2 separate regions of the Homo sapiens genome follow, and region 2 is linked to region 1. Evidence: chromatin loops called from intact Hi-C (ENCODE). Cell type or tissue: GM12878. All regions are shown on one strand. Each heading gives the region's core, and the rest is flanking DNA. Links, peaks and the distances in the headings are about the cores only.

Evidence for each region. Hi-C counts contacts between places; a loop is a spot of excess contacts. Peaks named below come from ENCODE experiments on the same cell type or tissue, not always from the same donor. Only the 100,000 strongest peaks of a DNase experiment are listed, where the experiment ranks them.
Region 2: a loop joins it to region 1, with 4 times the contacts of the local background. A loop is called at or near these places in 1 of 110 quality-filtered maps.

The regions. Positions count from the first base shown.
Region 1 is chr15:44,317,244-44,322,630 of GRCh38, reverse strand. All of the region lies in intron 1 of GOLM2 (golgi membrane protein 2), which reads right to left. Among named protein-coding and RNA genes, the nearest start is that of GOLM2, 31 kb to the right of the region's middle. RefSeq lists an enhancer at 3,105-3,334. In GM12878, for the core only: a CTCF peak has its summit at 3,012; a DNase peak (open chromatin) is centred at 3,030; H3K27ac peaks cover 733 bases.
Region 2 is chr15:44,063,976-44,069,362 of GRCh38, reverse strand. The region is part of intron 1 of FRMD5 (FERM domain containing 5); the gene reads left to right. It also overlaps the pseudogene GAPDHP55. Among named protein-coding and RNA genes, the nearest start is that of FRMD5, 130 kb to the left of the region's middle. RefSeq lists a silencer at 2,838-3,132. In GM12878, for the core only: a CTCF peak has its summit at 2,950 (motif pointing right); a DNase peak (open chromatin) is centred at 3,012.

The DNA.
Region 1 (5,387 bases), core at 326-5,325:
AAAGTATACGAAAACATGACTCAAAGGCTTACCAGTCAACTTAAAAATTAAAATAAGACCTTGGATAAGCCAGGACCTCGTAGACAGGGAACTAACCACTCTGTCTCAGTTATTGCTTTAGACAAGTTTGTTCTAATTGTAAAATGTAACTAAAATATCACTAAAAATACATCTCTTGTCTACCCCAAAGTAACTTTACTTTGGAAGGCACAGGCAGATTCACATTAATCAGAAGTAGCACCATGGAAAAATGATTTGTTTTTTTATACTGAGTCTCACTCTGTCGCCCAGGCTGCGGTGCAGTGGTGCGATCTCAGCTCACTGCAACCTCCACCTCCCAGGTTCAAGATATTCTGCTGCCTCAGCCCCCAAGTAGCTGGGACTGCAGGTGCGCACCACCACACCCAGCTAATCTTTGTATTTTTAGTAGAGATGGGGTTTTACCATGTTGGCCAGGCTGGTCTCGAACTCCTGACTTCAAGTGGTCTGCCGGCCTCTGCCTCCCAAAGTGCTGGGATTACAGGCATGAGCCACCACGCCTGGCCTGAAGAATATATTTTTAAACTTTTTTTTTTCAGAGTCTTGCTTTGTCAACCAGGCTGGAGTACAGTGATGCAATCACGGTTCACTGCAGCCTTGACCTCCAGGGCCCAAGTCTATCCTCCTATCTCAGGCTCTCAAGTAGCTGAGACTACAGGTATGTATCATAATACCCAGTTAATTTTTAAAAATATATTTTTTTGCAGAGACGGGGTCTTGCTATGTTGCCCAGGCTGGTCTTGAACTCTTGGACTCAAGTGATTCTCCTGCTGGCCTCCCAAAGTGCTGGGACTACATGCATGAACCACCATGGCCAACCTAAACTTTTTATTTTAAAATTAATTACAGATTCACAGGAAATTGCAAAGATAGCAAAGAGAGGTCCCAGGTAACCTTCACACAATTCACATAATTTCCCACAATGGGTGCATCTTATGTAACTACAGTACAACATCAAAACCAGGAAACTGACATTGGTACAATATGAATGTATAGCTCTATGTCATTTTAAAATATGTGCAGATTTGTATAACTACCATCACAATCAAGATGCAGAATACTTTTATCATCACAAAGATCTCCCTCATGCTATCCCCCCACCCCCCCTTTTTTTTTTTTTTTTTGAGACATGTTCTCACTCTGCAGACCAGGCTGGAGTGCAGTGGCAAAACAGCTCCCTGCAGTCTCCATCTGCAGGGCTCAAGCGATCCTTCCACCTCAGCCTCCTGATAGCTGGGACTACAGGCATTTGCCACCATGCCAGGTTAATTTTTTTATTTTTAGTAGAGATGAGGTCTTGCTATGTTGTCCAGGCTGTTCTTGAACTCCCGGGCTTAAGCAATCCTCTTGCCTTGGTCTCCCAAAGTGCTGGGATTACAGGAGTGAGGCACAATGCCTGGCCCATGCAATCTGTTATAGTCACCCCCAACCCCCAGTCCCCCACCATCCCATGTCCAGCCACTCAATGGGAAAGTATAAAACAACTAAGAAAACATGAGAGTAGTCTCAAGAAATTAGACAAGGCACCATCTAAAGCAGTATAATTACTACAAGAATCCAGAGATCCGGGAAAACTTCATGGAATTGATTATATCTGTATTAGGCATTGAAAGTTAGGTAAAAATTTAAACAGATGGGAAAGGGGCATTTCAGATGGAGGAGATGGTATAAGAAAAGATACAGTGGCAAGAAAGCATGAGGTATACCTCAAGACTCCACCAACATACTGTCTGACTGGAGCACATGAAAAGAAGAGTTGGAAAGAAAGATGGAGTAAAAAGACCATGGAGTATCTTTCAGTCCCAGGTAGAGTGTATTCTTCAATCTGAGAGCCCACGACTTTCAAATTTAAAATAAAAGTTTGTCCATAAATAGATGAAAATATAAATGTTCTAGGTGAAGCAAGAGAAGGAGTCTAGGGGGTCCCTCTTTTTCACCCCCCCGAGTCCTGGGTGCTTTGAAGAATGAAGTTTAAAATATACAGCTAGGTCGGACACAGTGGTTTATGCCTAGAATCCCAGTAGTTTGGAAGGCCAAAGCAAGAGGATCACTTGAGGCCAGCAGTTCAAGACCAGCCTGGCCAACACAGTGAGACCTACAAAAACTAAAGAAAATAAAAAATGAAATTAGCCAGGCATGGTGGAACATGTCTGTAGTCCTAGCTACTTAGGTGACTGAGGTAGGAGGATCACTTGAGCCCAGGAGTTTGAGGCTGCAGTGAGCTAGGATTGCACCAGTGTACTCCAGCCTGGGAGACAGAGCAAGACCCTATCTCAAAAAATAAATAAATAATGAAATATAATGTTGATATTCAGTAAGAAAAAAGGAATAAAGTACTAGAACATGATAAAATATGGATGAGCTTGGAAAACATTACATATGCTAAATGAAAAAAGACAGTCACAAAAGTTCAAATATTATCTGATAGCATTGATATGAAATGTACAGAATAGGTAAAGCCATAAAGAAAGAAAGTAGATTAGTGGCTGCCAGGGGCTGGGGGCAGGAAGGAATGAGGAGTGACTTTTTGTTGAGCACAAGGTTTCTTTTGGGGGTGATGAAAACGTTCTGGAATTAGACCATGGTGATAGTTGCTCAACATTTTAGATATAGTAAAATGCACTAAATTGTACACTTGAACAGGATAAATTTTATGGTACATGAATTATACGTCAATTTTTAAAATGTAAAACAAACAAAAATGGCCAGGTGCAGTGGCTCACGCCTGTAATCCCAACACTTTGGGAGGCTGAGGCAGGCAGATCACCTGAGGCCAGGAGTTTGAGACTACTCTGGGCAACATGGCAAAATCCCCTCTCTACAAAAAATACAAAAACTTAGCCAGGCACAGTGGTGCATGCCTATAGGCCCGGATACTTGAGAGGCTGAGGTGGGAGGACTGATTGAGCCCTAAAGGTTGAGGTTGCAGTGAGCTGTGACTGCACCACGGCACTCCTACCCTAGGTGGCAGAGCGAGACCCTGTCTCAAAAACAAAAATGAAAACAAAACCAACCAAACAAACAAAAACCCCACTCACACATTACTATGGGGTATCATACAGGAAACTGGAAGGCCAGGCGTGGTGGCTCATGCCTATAATCCCAGCATTTTGGAGGCTGAGGCAGGAGGATCATTCAAACTCAGGAATTCAAGACCAGCCTGGAAACACAGTGAGATCTCATCTCTAATAAAAAATAAATAAATAAACAGATTAGTCGAGCATGGTGGCATATGCCTATAGTCCCAGCTACTTGGGAGGCTGAGGTGGGAAGATCACTTGAGCCCAGAAGTCAGGAGTGCAATGAGCCATAATCAAGCCACTGCACTTCAGTCTGGGCAACGGAGCAAGACCCCATCTCAAAAAAAGAAAAATGGAAACTGAGGATAACACAACAGACAAACACTATGTACTCAAGGAGCTTACTATTTAGGAGGGGAGTCAAGTAAATAGGCAATCATAATACCGTAAAATAAATGCTATCATTCGGTTCTACAGACATGATGGGCGAACTTAATAGAAGGATTTAATACAGCCTTCATGGAGTGAGAGAAGGCTTCTGGAGATGATGATGATGACTGATATGAGTCCTGCAGGAACCAGGTATAAGTAGGGAGAAGATAAGGAAGAAAGGCATTCAAGGCACGTGTCAAAACTTAGATATGAAAAACACTTAACATTCTAGGAATTATAAACAATTCCCAGTAGCTGCAACAGAGAATTAGGGAGAACTGGTAAGAAATATGGCTAGAAAGGTAAGTAAGGTTCACAATTATGAAGGGTCTTCCAAGAAACATGGATTCATCCTGTAAGCTATGGTCAATCTTTAAAGTTCTTTTAACAAGGTAGTAAAATTCAACTTCCAATTTTTTTTTTTTTTTTTTGAGACAGAGTGTCGGTCTGTTGCCCAGGCTGGAGTGCAGCGACCCAATCTCTGCTCGCTGCAACCTCCACGTCCCAGGTTCAAGTCGTTCTCCTGCCTTAGCCTCCCAAGTAGCTTGGACTACAGGCACATACCACCACACACAGCTAATTTTTGTATTTTTAGTAGAGACAGGGTTTCACCACATTGATCAGGCTGGTCTCAAACTCCTGACTTCAGGCGATCCACCCACCTCGGCCTCCCAAAGTGCTGGGATTATGGGCGTAAGCCACGCACACCCAGTCCCAATTTGCAATTTTAAAAAGTCAATCTGGCTGCAACATGAAGAGTAGACCAGAGTGGGCAAGATGAGAAGGAGGGAGACCAAGTACTACTGCCATATCATAGGTGAGAATGTTGGTCTAAGTCAGAGGTGGGCAAACTATGGCCTGTGAGCCTGTTTTTGTAGGGAAGGAAGCTAAGGATGACTGTTACATTTTTTTTTAAATAGCTGAAGGAAAAAATCAAAAGAAGATTTTATGATATATGAATTACATGAAAATGAAACTTCAGTGTCTACAAATAAAGTTTTATGGGAAAATAGCCACACTAATTTGTTTACATATTGTATGTGGCTGCTTTTGAGCTACAGTGGTTGTGGCAGAGACTATATGGCCTGCAAAGCCTAAAGTATTTACTATCTGGACTTTTACAGAAAAGGTCTTTTCAATTTCTGGTCTAAACTAATAGAATCAGAAAAGAGAGGTAAATACATGTGAGATATTAAAGGGGAAGAATAGTCTTGTGGAATTGATTATATACAGGCGTAAAAGGAGAAACATCAAGTATGATGCTTAGATTTCTAATCGGGGTGACTAGATGAGTAAGAATATAATTTTCTGTAATAGGGAAACACAGGAAGAGGAACAGACTTGGGGTCAGGGAGAGAATTGGGGAAATGATTTTTTGAGATTTTGACCTATTGATTTTGAGGCATCTGTGACATATCCAAGAAGAGATCTTCAGTAGGCAGTTGGACATATGGAGCTCGGGCGACGACCAGAGAGCCATTCACATTCAAATGGTAATCCAGGTCATAGGAATGAGATCACTGAGGGAAAGCTACAGGGGAAGCAAAAAAAACCTGACACCAACAACTACAGTATTTGATCAGTTTGCTCACTCAGAACTGCTCCGTAATAACTTCCAATTAGCCTGTATTTTACTTTGTTTCCCAATTCCTTCATTTGCAGAACCTAATCTCTTTTTGTACTTGTTGCCCTTCCAAGAACATCATCTTCCTTTGTATTCATTTTCAACACTTTGGTTTTTTATTTAAAAAAACACTTTTTTTGAGACAGGGTCTTGCCCTACTGCCCAGGCTAGAGTGCAGTGGCATGACCACAGCTCACTGCAACCTTGATTTCTCAGGCCCAAAAGATCCTCCCACCTCAGCCTCCCAAGTAGCTGGGACCACAGGCATGTGC
Region 2 (5,387 bases), core at 196-5,195, 250 kb after region 1:
TGTGTGAGCATAGGTTTTCATTTCTTTGGGATAAATGCCTAGGAATGTAATGCTAGGTTATGTGGTAGTTTCATGTTTAGATTTGTAAGAAACTGCCAAACTGTTTCCCAGAGTGGCTGTACCATTTTACATTCCCACTGACAATGTGTGAATAATTCAGTTTCTTTGCATCCTTGCCAGCATTTGGTGTTGTCACTATTTTTTATTTTAGCCATCCTGATAGGTGTGTAGTGATATTTCATGGTTTTAAGTTGCCTTTCCTTAATGCTAATGTTATTGAACATCTTTTCATGTACTTATTTGCCATCAGTATATCCTCTTTGGTGAAATGTCTTTGTATGTCTTTTGCCTATTTTCTAATTGGATTGTTTGTGTTTTTATTATTGGATTTTGAAAGAGCCTGGGCTTTATAGATATCAATTTCAGCAATGTGCTATTCATTCCTTGACTCTGCCTTCCTGCCTTCCCAATACCTTATTCACAGTAACCCTCACATCTGACTTCTATGATGTGTTGTAGCCTGAGAAAATCATGATTCCATTCTGAATAGATCTGGAACAAAATACAGGTCATCTAAACTTGCTAGCAATCTTTTCAACACAAGATTCACATGTCATAAAATTTGCCTGTTTAAAGTATACAAATCAGTGGGTTTTAGTATTCATAAAGTTGTACAAACATCACCAGTATGTAATTTCAGAACATTTTTATCACTGCAAAAAAGGAATCTCGTACCCATTAGCAGTCACTCTGCACTCTCCCATTTTCCCATTCCCTCAGCCCCTGGAAACCACTAATCTGCTTTCTTTCTCTATCAAATTGCCTATTGTGGACATTTCATATAAACGGAATTCTGCACTAAGTGGCCTTTTGTGTCTGGCTTTTTTCATTTAGCATAATGTTTTAAAGATTCATCCATACTGCAGCATGTATTAATGTTAGTACTTCATTTTTATGGCAAATAATATTCAATTATATGGATATCCCACATTTTCTTTACTCATTCATCAAGTGATAGACATTTAAGTTGCTTCCACTTTTTGGCTATCATGTATAATGCTGCTATGAACATTTGTGCGCAAGTTTGTGTGGCTATATGTTTTCATTTCTCTTGGGTATATAGGAATGAAATTAATTGCTGGGTTATATGGTAACTCTATATTTAACTGTTTGAGAAACTGCCAAACTGTTTCCCAAAATGGCTGAACCATTTTATATTACCACCAGCAATATGTGAGAGTTCCAGTTTCTTTGCACTCTTAGCAACACTTGTTATTTTTTATTATGTCCATTTGTGTTTTTTACTATGACCATCCTGGTAGGTAAGGAATAGTTCACTGTGTTTTTGATTTGCATTTCTTTAATGATAAATGATGTTGAGCATCTTTACATGTGCTTATTGGCCATTTGTATTTACTTGAAGAAATATCTGTTTCAATCTTTGCCTATTTTTAAATTGCATTATTTGGTTTTTCATTGCTGAGTTTTAAGAGTTCTTTGTATATTCTGGGTGCCAGATGATTATCAGATATCAAATTTGCAAATATTTTCTCTCATTCTGTGGGTTGTGTTTTCACTTTTTTGGTAGTGTCTGCTATGGTCTGAATGTTGATATTTCCCTCAAATTTATATATTGGAAATAATCCCCAATGCTGTAGTATTAAGAGTTGGGGCCTTTAGGCGTGATTAGGTCATGAGGGCTCCACCATCATGAATGGGATTAGTATGCCTATAAAAGAGGCTCAAGGGGCTTGTCTCTGCCCTCCACCCTCTGAGGATGCAGCAACACGGCATGATCCATGAGGAACAGGCCCTCACCAGACACCAAATCTGCTGGTGCCTTGATCTTGGACTTCTAGCTTCCAGAACTGTAAGCAATAAATTATACTGTTTATAAACTACTCAGTCTATGGTATTTTGTTATAGCAGCCTAACACTGATTAAGTCAGTGTCCTCTGAAGCACAAAAGTCTTTACATTTTGAATATGACCATTTTAACTATTTTTTATTTGGTTGCATTTACTTTGGTGTCTAAGCAATATTTTAACCAGTACTTTTTTGCTCATGATTATATCCCTCTCAATGTCTTTTCTAAGTACACCTAATTCATGGCACATACCTAGTCTCTCCCCAGTTCTCCATGCAAATGAGCTTGCCTCCTATTCTCTGAGAAAGTTGAGATTATTTGCCATAAATTCTTCAACTTCCTCTGTCTCAATAAGTTTCCATGTATTTTCACTCTTTTCCCTTTTATACTCTCTTTCTTTTGAATTACGGGAATTTTCCTTTTCAAAATGAATACCTCCACCTGGTCCATTCCATCCCTCTTCTTCTTGGACTTTAATTCAGTGATTGATCTTTTTCTCCCCACTAGCATCAATAATATTTTGTTCTCTACTAATCTTTCTTTTCTGCCTTCATACAATCTCAGGTCTTTGTTGCCCCTTTAAGGAAAAGAACTGAGGGGGAGCTTTGCCCAATTTTATTTTTCCTTTAAGCTACCAACCTCTCTGACTCCTTCCCTTTACTTTTAATCTTGAAAGAGCAGTTTCACTTCGTCTAAAATATTGTAGTAACCCTCTCAGTGGCCTCCAACTCCAAAGTCTCCCCTTGGACTCTTCTTACACACTTTCTATCAGATGAATCTTCCCAAAGTAAAGTTCTTATCACCTAACTCTCCTGCCTAAAAACTTTGATGACTCATTTAATATCGAGTTATCTATAGGACCTCCCAGCCTAATATTCAAAGCCCTTCATAACATGTTCTCTCAACTCTGATAGATCTGAACAACTCATTTTTCCGTGAACACCCCCTTGCCACTAGTTTCCTGCGTAATGCCTTTTCCCCAGAATGCCTGTCTTCCTTCAGTTCTTCCTATGGAAATTCTGTGTAAAATTTAAATGCCTTGAAGTCTCTGTTGATCATCTCTTCCCCTTCCACCAGAGGGCGCTCTCCAATCTTTGAATCCCTATCACATCGTAAACGACTGTGTGGCCCTTACTATTTGACCTCGTATTATAGCTTTTGAAAGTAGATTGTGAATTCTGTGAAGGCAGAGACTTACCTATCTGTGGACCTCTCCAGCAGCCACCCAGAGCTAGTAGAGCTAGTAGGTATTTCTTGAATTGATTTATTGAATTGAGTATTTCTTGAATTATTTTGATTTAAATTGAAAACAAGAACCTGGACACCTACATCTGTGGAGAAAAATCTTGAAAAGATAAAGCAGAAAACATGGGGTAGACAGTGGGAGGTGAAACTGAGAAGGTAATTTATGCTTTAGCTTTACAGCAAATCAGAGCACCTGGAGTTGAAAACCTCATTTTTCTGAATGTCAGTTTTGTTTTTGAAAAACAATCAGTGCATAGCATATTTACTCTTTAATCTCAAAACATTAAGAGTAAAAAAAAAGTGGAACTGGTTGAGTAAAATGATATAAAGTCACCTTATCTGACAAACTGTATCATCTGTTTTGAATGAAGGCCCTAGAATTGTTGTGAAGGATGTCATGTTCATCTCCCAATTATGGAGATAAAAAGTAATGAGTGCAGGAACTTTGTAAACTCTAAAGCACTGCATATAAGTTGACCTTTAAAGTTAAAAATATTTCTTACAAAATGTAGGTCAGTTTATATGCTTATTGACTACTGTTAGCTGGTTGGTAGGTGGTAGCAGTCTCTCAGCTGGCTCTTTAAGGATGGGTGGGTCATGAAATCAATATCATGACCAAAATCAATATATTCTCAAGGATAAACCCAGTCCCAAACTTTTATATTAAACTGTCTAAGTCAACCTGTGTACTAGATCGTACTCAACCTCCATCATATGCATAGTGTTATTAACTCTGTTGAGTGTTCAAATGACACTAAATCGATTAAATATTTACCTGTTTGGGTTGGGTGACTTAAAGTGATTTTGTTTTATTAACTTTCAGGTCTTAATAGGAAAATGATACTCTTCATTATTTTTCCTTCCTTCATTACCCCTTCCTTTTGGGCTTTTTGAATTGATTTCTAAATTGTAAGTTCTTGAAAGCTGAGAAACTGTGCCATATATTTTTGTAAACCCTAGTCCTACCAGGACCTCTTTACCATTATAATTATTCAGTAGTACCAATAGTGATAATCCTTAATATTTATTGAGTGCTTACTAAGGGGTAGACACTATACTAAGTACTGTATATTCATTATTTCGTTTAATTCTCATAGCAACTTTGTGAGTTATTTCAAAGGAAGAAATGGGACTTAAATAATTTGCCCAAGGTCACACATTGCATAGGTGGCTGAGCCAAGATTGGAACCCAGGTGGTCTGACTCCAGAGCCTGTGCTCTTAACCGCTACACTATCTTCTTTAATAAATGTCTATTCTCAGTGATGCTAGTTAGAACCAAGCTGTGTGCATGGCATATGTGCAGTGACATCCTGTCTATGTTTTTATTGTGTAATATACCCATGATACTGTGAGCCCACAGCTGGTGTCCATTAATGATAATGGTGTGGGAATTCAAAAATAATTTCCAGAGCATCTTGAGTACAAGACATAATTTTCATTTTTCAGTGATCTTTAAATTCTGGGACTTAAAAGGGACTTGTTATTTGGTTACCCAAAATAGTTTTCTTCCTTTTCTGAAAGTTGGATTTGAAATGGAGGTAATATAAGACTACAGTGTGCTTTCTGATATTATTTCAGTAGGATTTTTTCACTTTTATTTTTTCTAAGCTCCTCTAAAGGGGGAGGTAGAGGCAATGTGTTTTGTTTTGTTTTGTTTTTTTGAGACAGAGTTCACTCTTGTCGCCCAAGATGGAGTGCAATGACGAGATCTCGGCTCATCACACCCTCCGCATCCCGAGTTCAAGCAATTCTCCTGCCTCAGCCTCCAGAGTACCTGGATTACAGGCATGCGCCACCACGCCCAGCTAATTTTGTATTTTTAGTAGGGACGGGGTTTCTCAATGTTGGTCAGGCTGGTCTTGAACTCCTGACCTCAGCTGATCCACCCACCTCGTCTTCCCAAAGTGCTAGAATTACAGGCATGAGTTTTACTGCACGTAGCCTGTTTCACTACCTTCTTGATGTCATTATATTTGCCAGGTTTCTCTAGATAGCAGATCAGATCCATGACTGACAGACACAGTGGTGGTGGGAGACATGGAAGATCATGCCAGTGACCTTCCTGTTCAGCTCAGGGATGACCTTACCCACAGCCTTGTCAGTGCCAGTAGATGCAAGCATGATGTTCTGGAAAATTCCACAGCCATTGTGCCATAGTTTCCCAGAGGGGCCATCCACAGTCTTCTGGGTGTCCGTGATGGCATGGACTGTGGTCATGAATTCTTCCATGATGCCAGAATTGTCATGGATGACCTTGGCCAGGGGAACTGAGCA